3 separate regions of the Homo sapiens genome follow, and all the other regions are linked to region 1. A link is a contact called in ENCODE Hi-C or POLR2A ChIA-PET data. All regions are on one chromosome and are shown on one strand. Each heading gives the region's core, a stretch centred on a gene start or an enhancer-like site at or near the end of the contact. The rest is flanking DNA. Distances are from core to core; before and after follow the strand shown. Region 1 holds the start of SBF1 (SET binding factor 1). Region 2 holds the start of TUBGCP6 (tubulin gamma complex component 6). Region 3 holds the start of MAPK12 (mitogen-activated protein kinase 12).

Evidence for each region. A loop is a pair of places that touch in the nucleus more often than their neighbours do. ChIA-PET counts read pairs that join two places held with the same protein, here RNA polymerase II (POLR2A). Pooled maps may share reads with other maps.
Region 2: a loop to region 1 is called in a map of CD8-positive, alpha-beta T cell, with 4 times the contacts of the local background. The contact joins the promoter of TUBGCP6 here to the promoter of SBF1 in region 1. A Hi-C loop is called at or near these places in 10 of 168 maps with a recorded cell type or tissue (B cell, CD4-positive, alpha-beta memory T cell, CD8-positive, alpha-beta T cell and 7 more), 19 of 37 single-sample maps with no recorded cell type and 18 of 50 pooled maps. POLR2A ChIA-PET finds 5 or more read pairs at or near these places in 9 of 52 experiments (B cell, CD4-positive, alpha-beta T cell, CD4-positive, alpha-beta memory T cell and 6 more).
Region 3: a loop to region 1 is called in a map of transverse colon, with 2.2 times the contacts of the local background. The contact joins the promoter of MAPK12 here to the promoter of SBF1 in region 1. A Hi-C loop is called at or near these places in 6 of 168 maps with a recorded cell type or tissue (CD4-positive, alpha-beta memory T cell, CD8-positive, alpha-beta T cell, HL-60/S4 and 3 more), 16 of 37 single-sample maps with no recorded cell type and 12 of 50 pooled maps. POLR2A ChIA-PET finds 5 or more read pairs at or near these places in 9 of 52 experiments (AG04449, CD4-positive, alpha-beta T cell, CD4-positive, alpha-beta memory T cell and 6 more).

Annotation. Positions count from the first base shown.
Region 1 is chr22:50,472,023-50,477,186 of GRCh38, forward strand. SBF1 (SET binding factor 1) reads right to left here and starts at 3,013. Exons shown (of 41, transcript NM_002972.4): 1 at 2,764-3,013. The coding sequence starts at 2,818. RefSeq lists enhancers at 534-1,445, 1,446-2,355, 3,266-4,175 and silencers at 2,375-2,504, 2,925-3,384, 2,965-3,169.
Region 2 is chr22:50,242,069-50,247,232 of GRCh38, forward strand. It overlaps TUBGCP6 (tubulin gamma complex component 6), which reads right to left and starts at 2,955. Exons shown (of 25, transcript NM_020461.4): 1 at 1,651-2,955. The coding sequence starts at 2,391. HDAC10 (histone deacetylase 10) reads right to left here. Exons shown (of 20, transcript NM_032019.6): 15 at 4,807-4,898; 16 at 4,611-4,667; 17 at 4,230-4,308; 18 at 3,842-4,024; 19 at 3,607-3,759; 20 at 3,115-3,462. The coding sequence ends at 3,439. RefSeq lists enhancers at 1,544-2,474, 2,048-2,327, 2,738-2,787 and a silencer at 3,258-3,327.
Region 3 is chr22:50,258,629-50,263,792 of GRCh38, forward strand. MAPK12 (mitogen-activated protein kinase 12) reads right to left here and starts at 3,055. Exons shown (of 12, transcript NM_002969.6): 1 at 2,757-3,055; 2 at 2,539-2,668. The coding sequence starts at 2,881. It overlaps MAPK11 (mitogen-activated protein kinase 11), which reads right to left. Exons shown (of 12, transcript NM_002751.7): 12 at 5,085-5,164. RefSeq lists enhancers at 74-646, 1,371-1,871, 3,441-4,172 and silencers at 2,294-2,473, 2,624-2,993, 3,024-3,333, 3,344-3,393.

The DNA.
Region 1 (5,164 bases), core at 1,763-4,262:
AAGACACCTCAGCACTGGCCACGCTGTGATCAGGCCAAGAGCCGGGCAGAGGCAGTCTGTCTAGTCCTGATGCCTGCCCCAGAGCACAGAAGGTGATCCCTGACTCACCAGGTGAGGGGCCTGCAGATGGGCCAGCGCTGGCCACCATCACTCTCTGAGGTGAAAGGGTCACGGCCAGCACAGGCATTTACCTTCTCAGGGCCCCTCCCCACCTTTCCTGAGAGGTTTCCAGCTGGTAACCACTAGCAACTGGGATGCTGCCTCAGGCAGGACTCATGCACCCTCAGCACCCTGGTGCTGCACCCAGCAGCTCCAGACAGGATGTCCAGATCCAGGCCAAGACAAGCTATCCGCCAATCCTAATCCCCAACCCAAGAGACCCTGCATCCCGCCCTGAAGTCCTAGCCTGACAGAACAGAGAGGATCCTCTACCCACTCAGAAGTGCCTGTTGTGTCTGTGCCTAGAGAGTTCACACACCTGCTGCTCAGTCACTAATGAAAGAAACTCATCATTTCCAGGGCCTCCTGTGTGCTACTGCTTCACACCTGTGCATTCGCTGCATCCTCACGGCAGCCTGGGAGGTTAGCATGACTCACTCCATCCCCAGATGAGGAAACTGAGGCACAGAGAGCCAAACAACTGGCTCGAAGTCACAAGGCTATCAAGGGGCAAAGCAGAGACAAGTGACCCCCACGCCACACTCCTCTGCTTCTTCCCCCAGCTCCCACCGGCCCTGGTACCTGGCTCTGCCCTCAGCCCATGACCAGGGTCCCAGTCTATAGCCTTGTTCCCCTCAAGAATGAACAAGTCCTTCTAAGGGGTGCCTGGGGCTGCAAGGCCAGCAAGCAGCTGACCAGCTCAACCCCAGAAGGTAGTGGGTACAGGGCTCCACGGTCCTCCAACCCTACTGCAGTGGACCACTTATCACTCCTTCCGGTCACTTAGGGGAAGGGGGGGCACCTTGGGCTCCAGCCTTCTACCCTGTCCTGCGCAAAGGACACACACAAACAGGTGCCTGCACTACGTGTGGCTCCAGCAGTGAGCACACACGTCACAGCCAGCTTGTTGTGGAGCCCACTCTGCCTCTTCTCTCTGCCTACCTTCAACTCCTCACCCCACGGCCACCACGCCTCCCACCTGGCCTTTGCCTGCAGTCTCTACCAACCCAAACCCTCTCCACACTGCCCTCAGGATCATCAGGGTCATTATCAGCTGTTCCTGTAGCCCCCGCCCCAGCCCTCAGCCCAAGGCCCCTCACGCCAAGACAGCCCTCAGCCAGCCTTGCTTCCCTGGATCCTCAGGCACCCTCTGCCCCAGGTGGTAAGGCCTCCTCCATGCCCCTCATAGGTGCCTCGGTGCAGACAGCTCCCTCTGTGGGTCAAGACAACATTGACAGCCAACCTGCACAGTGGGGATGAGGACTATGTGGTCCTAGCAAGCGAGAACTCCCTCTCTAAAGAAAAAGACAGATGCTCATGACTGACGGTGCCATAAGACACACACTTGGATAGACATGAGCAGAGAGGAGTGTGTGCTGAGTAAGAGGGCACTGAGGAGGGGCTGGAGACGAAGAAGATGCTAAAGAGGCTTCAGGAAGTGTAGGGGGGTGTCCAGCAGAAGAAACACAAAAAAGAGAGAACTCCAGGTCCTTGGTGGGGACAGTGACAACTGGACTGACAAAAAACAGGGTAACTGGGAAGGCAAGCTCAATCCCACCTCCAGGCTCAAGATCCAGCCCCTGCCTGACCACACAGCCATCCCCACACACTGCCAGTCTGCAGCTGGGATCTGACAGCCTGAGTGCCAGTCCCAGCCTCTCTGAGCCGGCTCAGGCCAGGCAGTCAGCTTATCCGCGCCTAACTTCTCTACAGATGGGGGCAACACCAGGGCAACCCCGGTGGGCTGCTGGGAGGAAGAGGTGAGATCATGTACACAAAGGGCTGTGCGGGGCCTGGCACACCAAGCACGCTCGCCAACGCTGCTGTCTCCAGGCTGTTGCTGATGTCATCGTCAGGCTCCGTTTTCTCCTACCTCCTGGGCTGAAGAGCTCTCAGACACGGGCGCTGACCCCACACACAGACCTCCTGGGCATGGGCACCGACCGCCACGCTGATACCCCACCCAGGGCTTGGCGTGCAGGGCCTGGACCGTCAGGCGAGTCGCCAGGAATGCTCTTCTCTCTACTCTCGACGCTTCCTCCTCAAATCCTCCCAGTTTCAAATCAAACACCGCTTCTCCATGCACCAAACCCGAACTCCACCCCCTCTTTGCACCCCGCCAAGACCGCCGGGGGCTTCAGACGGAGCACCAAGGTCAGAGGCGGGCTGGCGAGCCGCGGGTCCGCGCCCCTGGAGCCACTAGAGCCACAGCCGCCCGCAGCTGGCCAAGGAGAGAGCCCGTCCCACCCCAAGGAGGCCGGGCAGGCCGGGCCCAGCCTTCTCTCCCTGCCGCCACCAGGCCCGCGCGGCCACGCCGCCCCCAGCGGACGCCCATTCTCCCCACGGGCTGTCCGGTCGGCCCTGGCCTTCAGTCCCCGCCCGGCCCCCGGCCCCGGCCCTCAGTCCTCGGCTCCCCCGACCCCGGCCCTCAGCGCCCAGCCCCCGGTCCTCGGCCCTCAGCGCCCGGCCCTCAGTCCTCGGCCTCCCGACCCAGCCCCCAGCCCTCGGCCCCCAGCCCCCGGCCCTCGACCCTCAGACCCAGCCCCTGGCCCTCAGCACTCGACCCTCGGCCCCCGGCCCTCAGCGCTTGGCCTCGGCACTCACCGCGCGGGTGCGGCCCGAACGCCACCAGCACGAAGTAGTCCGCGAGCCGCGCCATGGCGAGGGACGCGGGGCGGCCCGAGGGGCGCGGGCGGGCTCCGCGGCTCGGGGACTCGAGGACGGCGCGCTCATGGCCCGGCCCCGGCCCTGGACCGCGCACCCCGGACACCCCTGGTTCGCTCCGCGGCGGCGGCGGCGGCGGCGGCGGCGGCCCAGGTTCCCGCCGCCATCTTCCCAGCCAGCCGGCCCGCCCGGGCGCGCCGTGCGCCTGCGCGCTGTCGTCAAGCCCTGAGCGGGCGGGGCCTGCAACCGCGCATCTCCATTGGTCCAGAGGGTGGGAGGGCGGCTCCCGAGAGCAGCGCCCCGCCCATCGCTGACCACTCTGGGGCCCGAGCACCGCCCCTCGGGCCGGGCACCTGGACTACGGCTCCGGCGGGTCTGACGCCCTGACCCGGGTCGGCTGTGGTGTCGGCGGGAGGCATGGGCCAGGACCACAGCTGCCCTCGCCGTTGGGACTCCCCGCACAGGAGCCCGAACCCCACCCCTGGGCCGTCCCAATCTGGGGATCGGGTCCCCAGACTCCTCGTCCCCCGCCCCTCTCTGTCCAGCGGGAGAAAGGCGGGAGAAGCCTAGGCGCTGCCTACCGGGCCCCCCAAACTAGAAGTCAGAGGAGGCGCAGGGCCATCACCTCAGGGGCTGCCAGCCTGGCGATGGGGAACAGAGAGAGAATTCAGGCCCTGCCCTTGGGGTCCCAGGCTGAAGAGCCCCCATCTAGGCCAAGTGAGACATTTAACACAGCTTAAAAACGGCACGCTCATGTCCCCCTGTAAAGAGCAAATGTTCTAAGCGTGTGAGGCACATGAGGCCACGGAGCAGGGGGCTCTGGGAAAGCTGCATCCCCCAGGATCCCTGACAGTGCCCACCCCTCTCAAGGGCAGGGCTGGCCAGGGCCACCCCTGAAGTGGCTCAGGGATGAGCATGAGCCCAGAGCAGAACATGCTGGGAGAGAAGGTGCAGGAGCCAGCCTGGTGCAGCAGGGAAACCCCTCTGAGCACAGCAGGCCAAGGTCTGTTTTTTGTTATGTTTTGTTTTGTTTTTGAGGCAGAGTCTCAATCCGTCACCCAGGCTGAAGTGCAGTGACACCATCTTGGCTCACTGGAACGTCCGTCTCCTGGGTTCAAGCAATTCTCCCGCCTCAGCTTCCCGCGTAGCTGGGATTACAGGTGTGCACCACCATGCCCGGCTAATTTTTGTATTTTAGTAGAGAGGGGGTTTCACCATGTTGGCCAGGCTGGTCTTGAACTCCTGACCTCAGGCCATCCACCCACCATGGCGTCCCAAAGTGCTGGGATTACAGGCATGAGCCACCGCCCCCAGCCCGAAGGTCTGTTTTTTGTTTTTTGTTTGTTTTTGTTTGTTTGTTTTGAGACAGAGTCTCGCTCTGTCGCCCAGGCTGGAGTACAGTGGCGTGATCTTGGCTCACTGCAAACTCCGCCTCCCAGGTTCACATCATTCTCCTGCCTCAGCCTCCCGAGTAGCTGGGACTACAAGCACCTGCCACCACGCCCAGCTAATTTTTTGTATTTTTAGTAGCGACAGGGTTTCACTGTGTTAGCCAGGATGGTCTCGATCTCCTGACCTCGTGATCCGCCCATCTCGGCCTCCCAAAGTGCTGGCATTACAGGTGTGAGCCACCGCGCCTGGCCCTGAAGGTCTGTTTTTAAATGAGTTTGGCTGCTGCAAGAACTGGCCAAATGACTGGCATCCAGTCTCCATCCATGGGCAGGAGCCAGCCCAAGAGAATGAATGGAATCAAACTGAGAGGCCCCACCAGGGTCCCCTCCCTGCCCTCAGGCACAGGCCACGCTACGCCTCTCCTCTCCCACTGTTGGTTTTCACAGGTTGAGAAATCATCTTTTTAAAATTTAATTTTTTTGTAGAGACAGGGTCTTGATAAGTTACCTAGGCTTGTCTTGAACTCCTGTCCTCAAATGATCCTCCTGCATCTGCCTCAAAAAGTGTTGGGATTACAGGTGTGAGAAACTGTGCCCTGCCAGAAATCCTCCTTTTTGCCCCAGCTGGCTCAAGTTGGTTTCTGTCACTTGTACCCAAAAAGGTCCTCAGCACCACACTACCACACCACTGAGCTTGTGTGCAGGCTGGCAGGGGCCCGGGGCAAGTCTGGGCTAGTGCTTGAGCCCAGGGCTGGCTCTCTTCGGAGAGACTCTAGGGACCCTGCACCGCACTCTCCACTCTCTCTGAGACTCTGGGGACCCTGCGTCGCACTCTCTCCACTGTCATGCTTCCACCAGGCCCTTGGGAACAACCATCCACAGTGGCTCAGTGTCTCAGATGGATGGATGCCCCTCCCTACCGCCCAGCCTGCTGATTTCTGGTCAGCTGT
Region 2 (5,164 bases), core at 1,705-4,204, 230 kb before region 1:
GATCACGAGGTGAGGAGATAGAGACCATCCTGGCTAACACGGTGAAACCCCGTCTCTACTAAATATACAAAAAATTCGCAGGGCGTGGTGGCAGGCACCTGTAGTCCCAGCTACTCAGGAGGCTGAGGCGGGAGAATGGCGTGAACCTGGGAGGCAGAGCTTGCAGTGAGCCAAGATTGTGCCACCGCACTCGAGCCTGGGCGACAGAGCGAGACTGTGTCAAAAAAAAAAATCAAATAAAATAAAAAAATAAAAATACAAACATATAAAATACAAAAATTAGCTGTGTGTGGTGACGCACACCTGTAGTCCCAGATACTTAGGAGGCTGAGGCAGGAGAATCGCTTGAACCCAGGAGATGGAGGTTGCAGTGAGCCGAGACCACACCACTGCACTCCAGCCTGGGCGACAGAGCAAGACTTGTCTCAAAAACAAAAAACAAAACTGCTGTACACCAAGACATTTGCTGTAGCATTATGTATGTTTCTAAATCATCTAGCTATCGCATAAGAATAGAACGACTAGTAACAATGTATCCTTTTGGCAACACTGATAAAGCAATAAAATACAAAACTCAAATGAGGAGCTACAGCGTACCATGGTAAAGCCTCAGGCGACAGACAGCAAAAACATATCCAATTGCACGAATTACAGAACATGAACACTTTTGCCACACGTGGCTACTGAGCACTTGAAATGTGGCTTGTGGGGCTGAGGAACTGAGTATTTTATTTTGTTTTAATTAACTTCAATTTAAACGGCAGCTCTAGAAGGCAGAGGTGGCTTAACGATATACCCCATTAGGTAAAGATGAAAAGCAGCATGTTGCTTTGGCCGGCAGGTGGGCAGCACTGTCGCTGCAGAGGAGGGTGGCCGCCAGTAAGCCCACTCCAGCAGCCCCACCTCAGGACAATGCAGCCACCAGACTATCCCCCCTTTTACCATGATAAAAGGAAGGTCACCGGGCCGGGCACAGTGGCTCATGCCTGTAATCCCAGCACTTTGGGAGGCCGAGACGGGTGGATCATTTGAGGTCAGGAGTTGGAGACCAGCCTGGCCAACATGGTGAAACCCCGCCTCTACTAAAAATACAAAAATTAGTTGGGCATGGTGGCTCACGCCTGTAATCCCAGCACTTTGGGAGGCCGAGGCAGGCGGATCAAGAGGTCAGGAGTTCAAGACCAGCCTAGCCAGCATGGTGAAACCCCATCTCTACTAAAAATACAAAACTTAGCTGGGCGTGGTGGCATGCACCTAAATCCCAGCTACAGCTACTCGGGAGGCTGAGGTAGGAGAATCACTTGACCCCGGGAGGCGGCGGTTACAGTGAGCCGAGATCGCGCCACGGCACTCCAGCCTGGGCAACAGAGCAAGACTCCATCTCAAAAAAAAAAAAAAATTAAGCCGGGCGTGGTGGCAGGTGCCTGTAATTTCAGCTACTCGGGAGGCTGAGGTACGAGAATTGCTTGAGCCCAGAAAGTGGAGGTTAAGGTGAGCCAAGATCGCGCCACTGCACTCCAGCCTGGGTGACAGAGTGAGACACTGTCTCAAAAAAAAAAAAAAAAAGAAGAAGAAGAAGAAGAAGAAAGGTCACAGGAAGCATTTTCCAAACCCCGAGAGAGATGAAAGAGGAAAAACTAAACATTCTACCTTAATAGCCAGCCCAGAGAGGTCCGCATTGTCTGGCACGGGGGGCAGGCCCAGTCGGACGTCCATGTCATAAGTGCGGCTGTGCACAAGGGCCCCGAAGAGCGAGACCCGGGTGTCTCTCTCGAACCTGTCACCACAAGGGTCACCAAATGAGAAGAGCCCGACGGTGGGCAGGCCAGTGCCTGGAGCAGCCTCCATAACCTGAAGTGTTTCCTGGATCATGCTGTGACACAAACACTCTTCTCTGGAGATCAGAGACTGAACGTCCATCTCAAACACACTCAGGTCGTCGCAATCATAGCCGCTGTACGGAACGTTTCTCCCCACATGCTTGTTGTTAAGGAAGTAGTCTCGTTTTCTCGGCAGAACTTGAGGGGGACCACTCCCTGCCAGCTGAACCAGGAGGTCCAAAACAGACCCCACCTCCAAAAGCGGACAGCAAGGGGCTGCTTCCAGCTCCTCCACAAGCTCCTCCAAACGGTCGGCCTTGGGGCCCAGGCCACCCACTCTCAAGTCAAAGGACAACATGAGGATCTTGTTTCTCGCTGGTAGTTTTGACATGTCAGGCTGCAGCTGTTGAGTCTCATCTTGAAAAAGATTTGTGAAAAGAGCATTGTAGGCCACCTTCTTGAGGCTCCGCTTTGCCCTCTTCCGGTTCACACTGCGCTGGCCCAGGTGAGTCTTGGCAGCCGGCAGGAGGGCCTCACACAGGTCGTCGAACAGCTGCGTGATGCTGGCCATGCCCCTTCTCAGCTCCGGGCCCCCGGCGTGTGGGAAAACACCTCACCCGGGCTTCACTCACGCTCCGGAAGACAGGGAGTGAGAGAGGGTCCGAAGAGGCTGAATGACAGGCGGCCTCTCCAATGCCGAAGCTCAGAACTGGTATTTTTTAAAGGAGGTCTTGCGGTTGCTCTACTCAGAGTAAACACGCCCTGCCCTCCCCAGTCCAAGCACGCTGCCCGGCGCCCGGCAGCCCACCAGAAGCCAGCTCGGCGTTTCTTCTAATTCAGTAGCCCTCAACCTTTAGGGAGTCACAGAACCGTGGCAAAACCGAAGAACGAAACGCGCGCCCGCGCAGTACAGCGGACGAACTCGGCTTTGCACCCGTTCTTCGGGACCCACGAGAGGAGACGGCCAGGAGAGGGTGCCACTCCGAGGGTCGTGGGCAGCGGAGAGTCTGGGGGCTCAGCCGGGTGGGTCCCGGGTTCTGGCCTGCACGTCCACCCGTTCTCCAGGCCTCACCCGTGGAAAGTGCCCACGGCTGCCGCTCTCGCCGCCTCCGTCGCGTCACAGCCGCGCCAGTGTGAAGAGCACTAGGGCGGGCGCGCCGGAAATACGTCACGGGAACGCCGGCAGCGCGTGAAGTTGGTGAGGCCTGGGCCGCGGCATACTTCCGGCCTGAGTCCGGCACCGCGGGTGAGAGACCGAGGCCGAGCGTGCTCAGTAAAGGAGGCAGAGCCAGCGTTTCGTTTGAGCGATGTTTACTAACGGCGCAAGGGCGGGGAGCGAAGCGCAGCGGGGCGCAGGGGCCGGAACGGGACCGAGCGTGGGTTGCATGGGCCTCGATGGGACGGGCCGGGGCGCGATGGGTGGGGCGGGGGCGAGGTGAGGTGAGGGGTGGAGCGGGGGAAGCACGGGTGGGAGAGGGCGGGGCGCGGGGATTGGGAGTGGGCGGGGTTCCGTGCCCCAGAGTCGAGGGAGCCGTGGGCTTGGGGTCCGGATCGCGGCCGCGGGGCGCTGGCGTGCGGTGTCATTTCTGCGGTGTAAATGCTCCCACCTTGGCCGATTTCAAGCCACCAGGTGAGGATGGCACTACAGGAGGAGCCGAGAAGAGGCGCGCAGTTGGCCTCCGGCGCTGGAGCTGGTTCAGGGCACTCCCCTGCCCTGCCCTCCCCACCGATCTGTGCGGCAGAGCCAGGCCCCAGGGCAGGGCCATGCCTCCGCAGTCAGCCTCACCTGCAACATCTTCCACTGAGGCTCCAGCTGCCCTCTCAGGTACATCAGGGCCTGGACGTCCTCTGGGGAGGCCACAGAGGAAGGGCCTAGGCTAGGAGGTGCCTCTCCATTCAGCACCCGGGCCAGGATCCCTGCTAGCTGGGGTGTGGAGTTCTGGACCAGGGGCGAAGACGGAAGCAGTCACTGGTCCTTTCCCTCGTCCCACCCCGCAGCACCTCCACCCTGCCCAGCTTACCTCCTCCAGGAGGGCCAGGACTCGGCCCCCTGCCAGCCCCCGAAGCATTGCAGCCAGGAGTGCAGCGTGGGGGCCCTGCAGGCCATGGCCAGGCCCCAGCGCCACCAGCACCAGGTCAGGCTGGAAGCCATAGGCCAGGGGCAGCACCAAGCCCAAGATGCAGCTCAGGAAACCACCGGTCATCTGTGGGGACAGCAGAGCCCAGCTCCTCATCTACGGACACCTGCTGGCTCTGGCCTCCCAACCTCCCAATCTCAGGGCCCCTGGAGTAGGAGCAGGGAGACAGGAAGGACCAGAGGCCTGCTATCATGACAATGCCAGCAAACAGCAGCTGTACACATCCATGGGCTCCCCAGCACCTGCCTTGCCGCGTGGCATGGTCACTCACCACTGGCAGTGGCGTGGAGACATGGAACATGGATAGGGCAGCCGCCTCCTTGCCCCTGATGTTCAGCCACAGACTCCTCCTTCCAGGACACAGGTGCATAAGTGTAAGGCCCTGCTCACCCTCCTGAGCCCAAACCGCAGAGGCAGAGGTGGAAGAGCATTCACGGGGCCATGGGCAGGGGTGCTGTGACTGCTGAGCCTCTGTGCTGGAGACCCACCTGGCATTGCCTCCAGCAGCCCTTCTCCCACACCCCAGCTGAGGAAGGCTCCATTCAGTACCACACAGTGCCCCACCCACCCGTCACCCTGGGGCCCAGGCACACGTCCATCACATGCCCGTCCACATGCATGGCTGGACATATGCAAGACCTGAGAGTCCTACCCGTCATGGGCGAGGTCTGGAGGCCGGTCCAGCTGTCCCAGGGCCACGCACAGCAGCCTGGAAGAAGAGCTGGCCTCAGGACAGGTGTTCATGTTGTCCAGAGTCCATTCCCAGAACTCTCTGTGCTTGGCCAGCCAGGATAGGGGTGCCCACAGGTCCTGCCGTCAGAGGCTCAGGATGGCCAAGTGAGGCTTACCTCTGGGCTCCGTGGGACAGGCCTCTCCGAACAGCCACATCCAGGGTGGCTGCTGCAGCAGAGGCTGGAGTGGCTGCTATACCACTGTTCACCTGTGGGATGAATAAACAGTGGAGAATGAGGCACCAACCAACTCCCAAGCCAGGTAAACAGATCCACAGTTCCCTTCATTCGGTGTGTCTCTGCGGCTACTGTCAGCCACACATCTTCTTACACTAAGGTCAATCACTCCATTTCTGTAAATAAGATGCTTACGTCTATAATTTTTTTTTTTTTTTTTAGAGAGGCAGGGTCTCGTTCTGTAGCCAGGCTGGCGTGCAGTGGCGCAATTGTAGCTCACCACAGCCTCAAACTCCTG
Region 3 (5,164 bases), core at 1,805-4,304, 210 kb before region 1:
CCTCTTCACCCCAACCAAACAGATCCAGGCCCAGGGTGGGGACAGCGCTATGGAAAGAGGCCAGGCCTCTGCTGGTGAGGCCCAGGCGGACAGCACCGTGACCCACCAGACCTGGTCCCCTCAGCACCCCTGGTTGGGGAGATAGACAGTAGACAGGTCATGTGACAACTGCCGCCTCAGCATTTTGGGGTGACGGTCCCAGGGAGGCCTGGAGTTTTGCACAGCCAAGGGTGGAGGGGCAGGTAGACATGTGGGCTGCGGGACACCTGGCAGAGGGCACACACAGAGTGGCCGAGGCAGGAGGGAGCACACTTGGATAGTTTGAAGAATACAGGGAGGGAGGCCAGGTGGCGGAGGCCCAGGCCAGGGAGGGGCTGAGGAGAGGCCAGAGGGAGCCGGCAGGGCAGCACACACCAGGTGGAAGTTTGGCTTTGATCCCAAGAGACGGGGACGATTTAAATGGGGACGTGAGGCTAAATGCGTCCTCCTGGCCGTGGTGTAGGAACCGGCCAGAGTGAGGTAAGAATGGACACAAGCTGGAAGGACAGCTCCGCCGGAGCCACGTGGGCCAGAGCCATGGGCAAGAATGTGGAGGGAGGAGGAGAGGGAACAGAGGGGGTGTCCAGGGGGCAGCGGGGACTGTGGACATGAGAGCTGGAGGGTGCCCGGGAGAGTGCTTTAGCAGAAGACGGAGAGCAGGGTCCTGTGGGCTAGGGGCCACAGGACTTGGCCTGGCCTCTGTGGTATGGGGGCTGGCCTGGAGAGGGAGGCGGCCTGGCAGGACTGAGGCCTGTGGCAGAGCCTCCTCCCCCGCTGAGCAAGGCACGTGGCCTCACAGAGCTTCAGTCTCCCAGGAAGATGGGGTTCCAGGGAAAGAGCCTCAGCTGCAGGCCAGGAGCCCAGGGGGTGGGCCCACAGGCACAGCGGAGATCCCAGCACAGCGGGGCGGTGGCTAAAGAAAAGCCCCGGTGGAGCCCGGCGCGGTGGCTCACGCCTGTAACCCCAGCACTTTGGGAAGCCGAGGCGAGCAGATCACTTGAGGTCAGGGGTTCGAGACCAGTCTGCCCAACATAGTGAAACCTCATCTCAACTAAAAATACAAAAAATTAGCCAGGCGTGGTGGCGCGCGCCTGTAATCCCAGCTACTGAGGAGGCTGAAGCAGGAGAATCGCCTGAACCCAGGACGCGAAGGTTGCAGTGAGCTGAGATCGTGCCATTGCACTCCAGCCTGGGCAACAAGAGCGAAACTCGGTCTCAAAAGAAAAAAAAAGAAAAAAAGCCCCAGAGCGCTTGGCTGGATGGGGCAAGGCACGGGTGGGTGAGTGGGTGGGTGGGAGCAGGGGGCCGTGGGGAAGGCTGCAGTCCTGGGGCAAGGCCTTGGTGTGATGGGCGGGTGGTGGGGGGGTGCGGTGCCGGCGAAGTGGGGGCAGGGCTGGGTGTGACGGGGTGTCGAGGTGCGGGCAGGGCTGGTGTCCACTGCAAATGGATTTCACAGGGCCCAGGGTAGTGAGCTGGGGGTCAGGGTGGGCATGGGAAGCCTCAGAGAAAAAGACCCATCCAAGGGGCTGAGGGAGTAGCGGTGGCCAGGAACCGGGGGACGGGGCACTTTGCTGGTGGACGGGGCACTTTGCTGGTGGACGCAGGGACTCGTTCTCCCAAGGCACCGGTGGCTCAGATGACCCAGGAGGGTCCAGAGCATCTCACCCTGTAGGTAGGGTCCGGGTGCCCAGACCACCAGCCCTCAGGCTGGGCCCAGACCAGGGGGAGGGCAGGAGTGACGTGGGGGGCAGTGGACAAGTGGGACTGTATCCAGAAACCAGAGCACCCCTGGCAGAGAGATCGGGTTCTTAGCAGCCAGCCACCGCCATGGGAGAGGCCCAGGGCAGCTGTACGTGGCATCTCACTGGAAGGACTGGAAAGGATGGGCCCCCACAACGCACAGGAGGGTGTCTGTGAGGCGGCCACCACGCCCAGTGCTCCTCAAACAGCAGCTCCCTAAACCCTTCACCCCCAGGGGCTCCTGAGGGTTCAACACACTCCCTGCGTTCTGGCGCCCCCCTCCTCCCCCTCCACCACCGGGTCGGAAGACTCGGGAGATGGACAGCAGCAGAGTGGGCTCCACAGAGGGGCTGGAAAGGGGATGGGGAAGAGGGAAGGTGCCCCTTCCAGGAAAATCCTCCCGCCGGGAGCATGCTCTCACCGCGGGCTTCCTGGCTGGGGGCAAGGCTTGGCGTGAGACCTGGAGGATCCCCTGGGCCTGGCCAAGTCGTGTTCCCTGACCAGGGCCTGGCTGAGGCGCCGAGTCAAGGGGCTGAGTCCTTCCCGGGGCTGGCGGAGGATGGGGAACGGCCCTTGGGGGAGTCGTCTCCCAAGGAGAGACAGGCCTTGCTCTCCTTCTCCCCTGGGGACCCACGGCCCGACCCCCGCCCGGCCCCACAGCAGGCTGCCTGGAGGAGGGGTTGCCGGGTGGGGGAACCCAGCCCAGCTGAACCAAGCCGAGGCCGCGGCGCCTTCCCGGAGCGGGGCCGCGCGACTCACGTTCTCGTGGCGCATGTGCTTGAGCAGGCGCAGCTCGCGGTAGGCGCGCTTGGCGAACAGCTCGGACTGGAAAGGCCGATACAGCTTCTTGATGGCCACCTTAGCGCCGGTGCGGCCGTCCACGGCCGAGCTGCGGGGCGGACCGCTTAGCGGGAAGGCCGGGCACCCCGCGCAGGCCCCGCCCGCCCCGCCGGCCGCCCCGCCCGGCCCGCGCTCACCACACCGCGCCGTAGGCGCCCGAGCCCACGGGCTGCAGGTCCCGGTACACGGCGCGCACCTCCCAGGCCGTCTTGGTCACCTCCTGGCGGTAAAAGCCACTGCGGGCGGGCGGCGGAGAGCTCATGGCAGGCCCGGGAGCTGCCCACCCCGCAGAGCCTGCGGGCGGTGCCCCCACGACCGGGGACGGGGCTCCCTCGGCGCGCGCCTCGGGCCGGCTCCGCGCCGCTCGTCCGCTCGCCCGCCCGCCCGCCGGCCGCTGGGGCGCTCCCGCTCCCGGCCCTTCCCTCAGGGATGTCCCAGGTGCCGACCCCGGCCCGACCCCGACCCAGGCTGCGCACGGCCCCTCCCCCGCCCGGGGACCAACCGGCCCGCGGGCGGCGCGCACGTGACGCCCTCGCCCGCCCTCCGGCCCCTCCGGAAACCCGAGGCGGCCGCCGCCGGGGGAGGGCCGGAGCCTGGGGAGGGCCGGAGCCTGGGGGGAAGCGCAGGGGGAGGGGAGCGCCGCCCCGCAGCTTCGTCCCCATAAAGGGCCGGACGCGGCGCGGAGATACCTCTGCCAGCCTCTCCCCTTTGGCTGAACTTCCCCGCCCTGGGGGGGTCTCAGCAGGAGCCCCCCCCCCCCCCCCCCGCCCGCTCCAGTCCTAACTCCCCACGGCTCCAGGGCGCAGGGCCCATCCTTGACAGCCTGAGCGCTGACTTCTATGGCAGCCGCAAGTCGGGCTGAGCCCTGTGTTCCCGGGGTCAACTTCGCAGGCCACCCCCAAGGATGCCCTACCACTGAGCCTGATCCATCCGTCCCCCAACAAGGGGTCCATCTGCACCTGTCCTGCCTGTATCCCTCTTTCTACACGGAGGGGTCTGTCCCCCAAACTCCTCAGGCTGCATCCCCAACCCCACTCCTGTGGCCACTGACCCCGGGCCTCTCAGTCCCATAGGTCCCCGTGGGCCCTTTTGGACCCCCAGCTCCTCCCCCTGCTCCCCCCATCTGTGGGGTGCCTGCTCCAAGCATTGCAAGTACTGGTGTCTCTGCCCATCCCACCCCTGCCTGTCCTGTCCTGCAAAACCCAGGCTGAGAGTGGCTGCACTCTCTCCAGCAGGGATGGGGACCTGCTGGGGCCCTCCGCCTGACCCCTCTGTGTGGGCATTGTCCTCCCATAGGTCTGGCCCCATCCTGGACCAGATGCTCCTGAGGGCAAAGCCCCACCCTGACACCCCTTCACCAGCCCAGGAACCTGGATCTCAGAAGGGATGTTGGGGCACCCCAGGAGCCCACTGGGCTGGTGGGTAACAGGATCCCTAGGGCCTTCTGCCCCGCCCTCCTGCCATGAATCAGCAGCTCAGCCGCTCAAGGGTGGTAGTAGCTTTACACCTGGGCTTGGGCCGTGCTCCACGGCATTCACCAGCTCGTGACCAGTGAGCGGGGCAGCCCAGGGCCACCCAAACCACAGCTGCCTGTGGCCCATACCCTTTGTGCCCTGGGCTGCCTGTGGCACTCCATCCACCTCTTCCAGGAAGCCCAGCTTCCACGCTGTCCCCCTTACTCCCCGTGGTGGGGCTCAGGGGTCCAGCAGGCCCTGCACGGACCAGGCTTCTGAGGTGGGGCTGTGTCACCATTCTCCTCCCACCCCCAACCGCCAACACTGGACTTCCCCCGGGATTGACCACTACACTGACCAGGCCCCAGGAGGCCCCCAACTCCCAGACGGTTTCCACCCCTACCCAAGACCCAAGCAAGGGCACAGACTGTCCCTGGTCCTTAGAGACACTGCCTGACCCCAAATGGCCTGGACCCTCCCCCACACATAAGCTGCAGCGCGTAGTGGGAACGGGACCAGCGTGCACATTCCCTGGGTTAAAGTGGCCTCTTTTTCCTTCACCAGGAGGGAAAGGAAAGCTATTTTCCCTACCCTGCCCAGCCCCCACCCAGGGATGGGCAGACCCTTGCTCCTTGAGACACCCAACTTCTCCCCAGCCAGCTTCCCTGAACACTGAGGGGTAGGCGGGGGTGGTGTCTGGATCTTGGCCCAAAGCCAAGCCTGCCCAGTACATCCCCACAGGGCAGCTGGGGTCACCATCTGGGTGGCTGTCACACCCTGTGCCCTCAAAGTCTGCCCATCAGCCATGTCTTCCCCTGGTCCCCCTGGGCTCTCAGACCCTCCAGGGAGCAGGGAGGGTGCCAGAAGATGGCCGCTGGTCTGACTGGGGGCCTGAGGGATCTGGCCAGCTGGAGGTGAGTGATGCAGGATGACCCAGACACTCCCCCCACGCCCAGCAGCAGGGATGGTGGGGGCACCCGGGCCTGGAGTAGCCTTTGGATACAAGCCAAGTGAGAGAGAACCCCCTTTATTGTGCACCCCTGGTGCAGGCACTTGACACCCAGGCTTCCCTGGGCCCCTCGAGGCAAGAG